Linked DNA regions of Homo sapiens: regions 2 and 3 are each linked to region 1. A link is an interaction called in ENCODE POLR2A ChIA-PET data of the cell type or tissue named here. Cell type or tissue: GM12878. All regions are shown on one strand.

Region 1 (2,500 bases):
ACAGTCTGGGGATGTGGCAGGCATCTGAGCACATTGGAGGTCAGTGGAAGGAGAAGAGCCAGGTCAGAGAGGAGGCACAAGCAGGTCTGGGTAGGACTGAACACCAGGAGGATTGAGGAGGGGGTGGTGGGGGCACCAATTACCCACCTGGACCCCAGCCTCAGAGCTGCTAGGAGGAAGGAGTGCTGCTGTCAGACTGGCCTGGGCAATGATGATGAACAGGGCCCCAGGGCTTCCCTCTTGGTCCCTTTATCTGCCTGAAGGATGGACAGCTTGTCCTTCCTTCTCTAGCCACAGAAGAAGAACATCTAGCAAGGTGTGAGTGTGGCCACTGCAAGGTGAGCTAATTGGGCTGGGGGCTCAGATTCAAGTGGGATTGCTCTGTGCCAAGAGGGAAGGGATAACCAAAGGCTCTGTATGGGAAGGAAGACGGGCTGAAGCAAGCTGTGCTATGGAACTGCCTACTCCCTGATGCTTGTTCCCGCTGAAGGTGGGCGGCTAGGAGCAGTGATCCCAAAGCCCTGCCTTCCACAGAGGCACACTTTGTCCAAGGTTAAACTGAAGGGTGAGGAGAGGAGCTGATAATTTAGGTTTGTCACTAAATTGGGTTGACCCCACTGGTTGGGGTCCTGCAGGGGCCCGGTTCTGGGGAAAGGCCCTGGGCTTCAGAAAGACTGCCTGTCACCCTCACACCCAGCTGCAGGACCACCCTCATTACTTTGCTCTGTTGAAAGCCTTAGTCAGGGTGAGGGGAGGAAGAGCTCAGGCCCCCAGCAAGAAGTCCCCATGGGGTGGGTGGCATGATCAGGCCAGGTGCCCCAGGAGTGGGAGTCTCTGTTCCCTGGGCTCTTACAGCTCCAGGGCCTTGCCCCCTTTTCTTTCTTACAAAGAAAACGGTGGCTTGACTCAGCAAAAACTAAGAAGGGTAGCTGTTTCTCCAGGTCAGGAAGGATACGGGGGTCAGCACTTCCTGGCAGTTGAGTCTGGGGAAGGGGGACCTCACATGCCAGCAGCGTGAGAAAGATGATACTGTACAGTGGTGAAGGACACGGGCACTGGAGCCAGACCACTTGGCCTGAATACTGGTTGTGCCGCTTACCAGCTTGTAACCTCTCCAAGCCTCAGTTTCCCCATCTGTAAAATGGGAAGTATAACATCATCTACTTCAAGTCATTATTGTTAGGGCTAAATGATGCTTTAGCACAGCTTTTGGCAATCAATCATTATGGATGGAGCACCATGTGTGGACCTACATCCCCTATCTGAAGGAGCATGTCCTCATCAGACCTTGACTCAAAGTCTAGCGCCTAGCTGATGGTGGCTGAAGTGCCTCCCCACCCCCACCAGCACTGGGGTACTTTCAGAGGGAGAGTCGGGGTGGGGCCCTGCTCCCCAGGGCCTTTCCATCTAGGTGATTCCCTGAGAGCTCTGGGGCAGGGGTCACAGGGAGGCCGCCAGCCTCTGAGGGCCCATTGTTCTTCTTCTCTGAGCTGGGAAAGATGTATTCTCCCCACCCTTCCTCTCCACAACCACATCTGCATGCTTAGGGGCAGACTTTAGATAAACAAACCTTGCCAGCTAGCCTTACCCAGCTCACAGAGAGCTCTTACTGCCTCACAATGGCCCTGTGATGTCCAGCCCTTGGAGCTTATTGTCCCTAGTTCACAGGAAGTTGAGGCCCAGAGAGAGGAAGGGGCTGGTTTGATGTCCCATATAGAGAGGTGGCACAGCCAGGGCTGGGTATCCCAGTCCCGTGTCGTGTCCAGCATTTTAGTGCAGACTCACATGCACATCAAATGCACAACCATGCAATGACAGACAAGCAGCTCCACAGGAGGAGTGCACAACCAGAGGGGAGAGGAGAGAGCCTGGACAGCCTCTGTCCTCACCTCCTCAGTGGCCATGTGGTGACGGCTGGGTTTTTTATTTTTTTCTCCCTAGATGAGCTTCACATCTCAGGTAACTGGAGAAGTCTTCAGCTTGTCTTGTCCTCTCCACAGGTGGGGTGCCCACTGCTTCAACAGGGGCCAGAACAGTCTGCCCTCTTCCATAGCTGTAAACCTCTGCTTGGCCCAGCAGGAGTGAGGGTAGAGGGGAGTAGGGCTCAAGGTGCCCTCGCTACCTAGTAGATGGTAGGAGAGCATAACCAAAAGCCAAAGAGCTGTTTACATGACTGGGTTCTCCCTGTGGCCTTCTGAGATTGCAGGAGATGGAAAGGGGGAGACCGGATCCTAGGGGAACCCAATATTCAGGTTTTCCTGGGTTCCTGAGATGCAAGATTTCCAATTTTAAGACATGGGAAGTTGTAGGCAGACTGGGATGAGTTGGTCACCTGGGTCTTCCATAGCTCCCAGTCTGAGAAAATGAGACTCACCCAGTAATAAGCAGAAGATTTGGCTGGGTGAGGTGGCTCATGCCTGTAATCCCAGCACTTTGGGAGGCCGAGACAGGCAGATCACAAGGTCAGGAGTTTGAGACCAGCCTGGCCAAGATGGTGAAA
Region 2 (2,500 bases), 92 kb before region 1:
CTGGAGGCTGGAAAGTCCAAGATTAAAGCACCAGCAGATTCAGTGTCTGGTAAGGAAGGGCTGCTTCTTGGTTCGTAGATACCTGTATTCTTACTGCATCTTCACATGGAAGAGCTCTCTGGGACCCCCAATGTAATGGCACTAATTTTATTCATGAGGGCTTGCCTTCATGACCTAATCACCTCCCAAAGGCCACATTTCCAAATACCATCACATTGGGGATTTGGTTTCAACATGGGAATTTTAGGGGAATATAAACTGTCTATAGCATATGTATATATATGTATGATGGTTAATTTTAATGTGTCAACTTGATTGGGTCACCAGGTGTTTAGTCAGACATTATTCTGGGTGTGTGTGTGTGATGGTGTTTCTGGATGAGATTAACCTTTGAGTTAGTAGACTGAGTAAAACTGGTTGCCCTCCCTCATGTGAGTGGGCCTCATCCAATCGATTGAAGGTCTGAATAGAACAAAAGCTTGAATAAGAGGGAATTCTTCCTGCCTAACTGCCTTCAAGTGGGAATATGGGTTTTTTTCCTGCCTTCCAACTCAAATGGAAACATTGGCTCTCCAGGGTCTTGAGCCTGCTGGCCTTTGGACTAGAACCACACCATTGGCTCTCCTGGATCTTCCGCTTACTAACTGCAGATCTTGGGACTTTTTGGTCTTCATAATTACATGAGTCAATTCCTTATGATAAATCTGTTTCCATATATGTATACATTCTATTGGTTCTGTTTCTCTGGACAACTCTGACTATTACACTGTGTGTGTGTGTGTGTGTGTGTGCGTGCGTGCATGTGAGAGAGAGAGAGGAGAGAGAGATTATACTGTTATGCTGGTCTGTGGGCTCAGCATCAAAGTAGGAATTTTGCAACACACCCACAGTTAACACTCACTTTTTTCCTCAACACCTAGACTCTTTCAACTTCTTAACAGAGTCAGAATTTTGGAAGAAAAGAACATTAACACTAAATTGTCATTTTATAAATTATTAAACTAAAGCTTAGAGAAATAGTCAATCATAGTCCATAAGGAATGTATTGGCTGGATAGTCCCATTTCTATGCCATACCATGGCAAGTAAAAAAAAAAAATAATAATGTTTGCTTAAGGCTTATATGGGAAGTGTGTCCTGTGCTTTGATTAGAAAAGTGCCCCCAAAATGTTTTTTAACCTTGTATGGTTCATGAGCACCTCTGAGAATCTATTGAAACCTGTGAGTTCTCTTCCCGGAAGTGATTCTATAAGGACACAGACATAATTTTGCATATAATTTTAGAAACTCATTCACTTAAAAAAAAAAAAAAGGAATCTTCTTCCTGGTCTTGCCGTGACAGTCCCCAGCCCTCTCCACATGACCAGCCATCTGAGACCCATGGTAGAGCCACAAGTCTAAAACCCCTCACAGCACAGAAAGTAACTCAGAGCACGGCATGTGACCTCTCCTGGTGACACTTGAGTAGTAAGAAGTGGCAACTCAGCCACAGCAGGTCTATATTTGGACCTTCACTCATGGCAGGCCTGTTGCTATTTGTGGCTGCAGCCAGCTCATGTTACCATCCAGCTTTGGTGCCCCACTTGCAGAACTCTGGTGTAAAATAGGCAGGGGTAGCCTGTGGGGCATGCAGAGGTCACTAGGAAGGAAAGCCTGCTGAACACAGATTCAATTTTCTAGCAGAACTCCAGGTCCTCTGAGTTAAAGGAAGCATTTATGGACGCTTAGCAGGCAAGTTTTGGGGTAGTCATATTCTTCCAATGCAAATTGTATTATTAGAAACTCAATGCTGCAATATTAATGCAATATCTTTCCTGTAGGTGGGAAGAGATATCATGGTAAATTGCAGATGTTTAAATTACAATAAATAGTGTAAATGTTTTCTGTGCCTTCTTAAAGCAAGAATTCGCATTAACTGAACATGATGTTGGGACAGGATGTGAGAGGCTCTGATGAAGGCAGACAGGGGCTGGTGATTCTTATAATGTGTCTTTAGGATATCTGTAGTGCTGGGACCCATTAGTTAGAACCATTTGGTAGAACAGTTTGGAAATATAGATGTTGAATATCATCTGGCTATACTATTGTGTTGTAAATACATTTTATTTAATCTGTGTGTACATGCTGAAAAATAATAACTTCATGCATTGATTCAAATACTAAAAAACAGCATCGTAATTATTTTTCACTTGTTATGCATACAGCCTCCTCCTATAGAAAGTTTTCAGGTTCGGGCAGTGTCTGCAAAGCTGATTTGAATCATTTCATATCACTGTAACACTTTAAGGCAAGCTTTCTTTCACTGCTGTGGCTCAGGAATTGCCAAGGGCTGCATGGAAGAGCTAAAATTATAGGCAAAGTTATGTTCCTGCCCTTATGGAATCACTTCTGGGAAGAGAATTCACAGGTTTCAGTAGATTCAGTAGATATGCCCATGATCCATAAAAGGTTAATAAACAAGCCAAGTGAGGTGGCAGATTGCATGAGCCCAGGAGTTCAAG
Region 3 (2,500 bases), 61 kb before region 1:
TTCCATCCAGCAACAGCAGAATACACATTCTTCCCAAGCACACATGTAACATTCTCCAGGCTAGATCACATGTTACGCCACAAAACAAGCCTTAACAAATTTAAAAAGAATGAAATCTATCAAGTATCTTTTATTGTTATTATCATTACTATTTTGAAATAGGGTTTCACTCTGTTGCCCAGCCTGGAGTATAGTGGTGTGATCATGGCTCACTGCAAACTCCAACTCCTGGGCTCAAGAAATCCTCCTGCCTCAGCCTTCCAAGTAGCTAGGACTACAGGCCCACACCACCATACCCAGACAATTTGTTCAATGTTTTTGTAGAGATGAGGTCTCACTATGTTGCCCAGGCTGTTCTTGAACTTCTGGTGTCAAGTAATCCTCCTACCTCAGCCTCCCAAAGTGCTGAGATTACAGGCCTGAGTCACTCTGCCTGGCCTCAAGTATCTTTTATGACCACAGTGGTATGAAACTAGAAATCAATAACAAGAAAAAATTGGAAAATTCACAGATATGTGGAAATTACACAACACACTCCTGAGCAATCAAGGGGCCAAAGAAGAAATCAAAAGGGAATTTTAAAAACCTTGAGATAAATGAAAATGAAACACAACATACCAAAACTTATGGGATGCAGCAAAAGGGATGTACTACAAGGGAAATTTATAGCAATAAGCGCCTACATTAAAAAGAAAGAGCTCATATAAACAACCTAACTTTACACCTCCAGAAACTAGAAAAAGAACAAGCTAAGCCCAAATTTTGCAGAAGAAAGGAAATAATAAAGATTAGAGCAAACATTATAAAAAATGTCATATATGACATCCCACAGCTAACATCATACTCAGTGGTGAAAAGTTGAAAGCTTTTCCTCTAAGATCAGAAACAAGACAAAGATGCCCACTCTCAACACTCCAATTCAACGTAGTGCTACAAGACCTTGCCAGAGCAATTAGGCAAGAGAAAGATAGAAAGGCATCCAAACTGAAAAGGAAAAAGGGAAATTGCCTCTGTTTGCAAATTATATGAATTTTTTTTTTTTTTGAGACAGAGTCTCACACTGTCACCCAGGTTGGAGTGCAATGGTGCGATCTCAGCTCACTGCAACCTCAGCCTCCTGGGTTCCAGCGATTCTCCTGCCTCAGCCTCCCGAGTAGCTGGGATTACAGGCACCCGCTACCATGCCTGGCTAATTTTTTATATTTTTATTAGACACGGGGTTTCACCATGTTGGCCAGGCTGGTCTCAAACTCCTGACCTCGTGACCCACCTGCCTCGACCTCCCAAAGTGCTGGGATTACAGGCGTGAGCCACCATGGCCAGTCGGATTATATGATTTTATTGTAGAAAACCCTGCAGACCCCCTGAGCTTTGAGTAGGAAATGTCAATGTCTGAAAAAAATAATAAAGATTTAGAAACAAGGCCAGGCGCGGTGGCTCACGCCTGTAATCCCAGCACTTTGGACGGCTGAGGTGGGTGGATCATGAGGTCAGGAGATTGAGACCATCCTGGCCGACATGGTGAAACCCCGTCTCTACTAAAAATACAAAAATTAGCTGGCTGTGGTGGCACGTGCCTGTAATCCCAACTACTCGGGAGGCTGAGGCAGGAGAATGGCTTGAATCCGGGAGGTGGAGACTGTGGTGAGCCGAGATCGCACCACTGCACTCCAAACTGGTGACAGAGCGAGACTCCGTCTCAAAAAAAGAAAAAAAAAAAAAGGATTTAGAAACAAGTATTTTTTTCCCTCTAACTTCCTATTTTTGTCTTTAGCTCATAAGTGAGTACAGAGGCTGACCTCTCTGAGGTTCCTCCTGGGTATCTGTTTTTAGCATAGAGGTTAAGAGATGGGCTTTGGAATTCTATGGAGCTCATGAGAATCCCAACTCTGCCACTTCCTAGCAGTGTGACTCTGGACAATTCACCTAACCTCTCTGAGTCTTGGTTTCTTCATCTGTAAAAATGGACATCATAATACCTCATAGGAATATGGTAAGAATTAAATGAGAAAACTTATGTACAACATATTACATGGTGCCAAGTAGCTCTTTAAAGTATTATTGTTGGCCAGACGTGCTGGCTCATGCCTGTGATCCCAGCACTTTGGGAGGCTGAGGTGGGCAGACTGCTAGAGCCCAGGAGTTTAAGACCAGCCTAGGCAAAATAGCAAGACCCTATCTCTACAAAAAAAATCTTAAAAATTAGCTTGGTGTGGCACCGTACACCTATAGCCCCAGTTACTTGGGAGACTGAAGTGGGAGGATTGCTTGAGCCCAAGAGTAAGGCTGCAGTGAGCTATGACTGCCCCACTGCACTCCAGCCTGGGTGACAGAGTAAGAGCCTGTCTCAAAAAATTGAAATAAAATAAAATATTATTGTGATTACTTATTTATAAGGATAGTCTGTAATTCCTCATTTTTCAACTGCTTGCTTTCCCCTTCTCACCAACACTGAACAACATGATTGTGGACAATGTTGTGTACAGCATTTTAGGTTTTT

Evidence for each region. ChIA-PET counts read pairs that join two places held together with the same protein. Peaks named below come from ENCODE experiments on the same cell type or tissue, not always from the same donor. Only the 100,000 strongest peaks of a DNase experiment are listed, where the experiment ranks them.
Region 2: POLR2A ChIA-PET joins it to region 1 with 6 read pairs; 2 of 35 experiments call an interaction of 5 or more read pairs at or near these places.
Region 3: POLR2A ChIA-PET joins it to region 1 with 6 read pairs; 3 of 35 experiments call an interaction of 5 or more read pairs at or near these places.

What each region holds. Positions count from the first base shown.
Region 1 is chr15:82,713,189-82,715,688 of GRCh38, reverse strand. It overlaps the pseudogene LOC338963. Among named protein-coding and RNA genes, the nearest start is that of AP3B2, 4.6 kb to the right of the region's middle. In GM12878, no CTCF peak of the experiment used is centred here; a DNase peak (open chromatin) is centred at 1,368.
Region 2 is chr15:82,805,196-82,807,695 of GRCh38, reverse strand. It overlaps FSD2 (fibronectin type III and SPRY domain containing 2), which reads left to right and starts at 1,627. Exons shown (of 13, transcript NM_001007122.4): 1 at 1,627-1,730. RefSeq lists an enhancer at 1,244-1,343. In GM12878, a CTCF peak has its summit at 1,456; a DNase peak (open chromatin) is centred at 1,415; H3K4me3 peaks cover 233 bases; H3K27ac peaks cover 1,416 bases.
Region 3 is chr15:82,773,942-82,776,441 of GRCh38, reverse strand. All of the region lies in intron 6 of FSD2 (fibronectin type III and SPRY domain containing 2), which reads left to right. Among named protein-coding and RNA genes, the nearest start is that of SNHG21, 25 kb to the right of the region's middle. In GM12878, no CTCF peak of the experiment used is centred here; no DNase peak of the experiment used is centred here.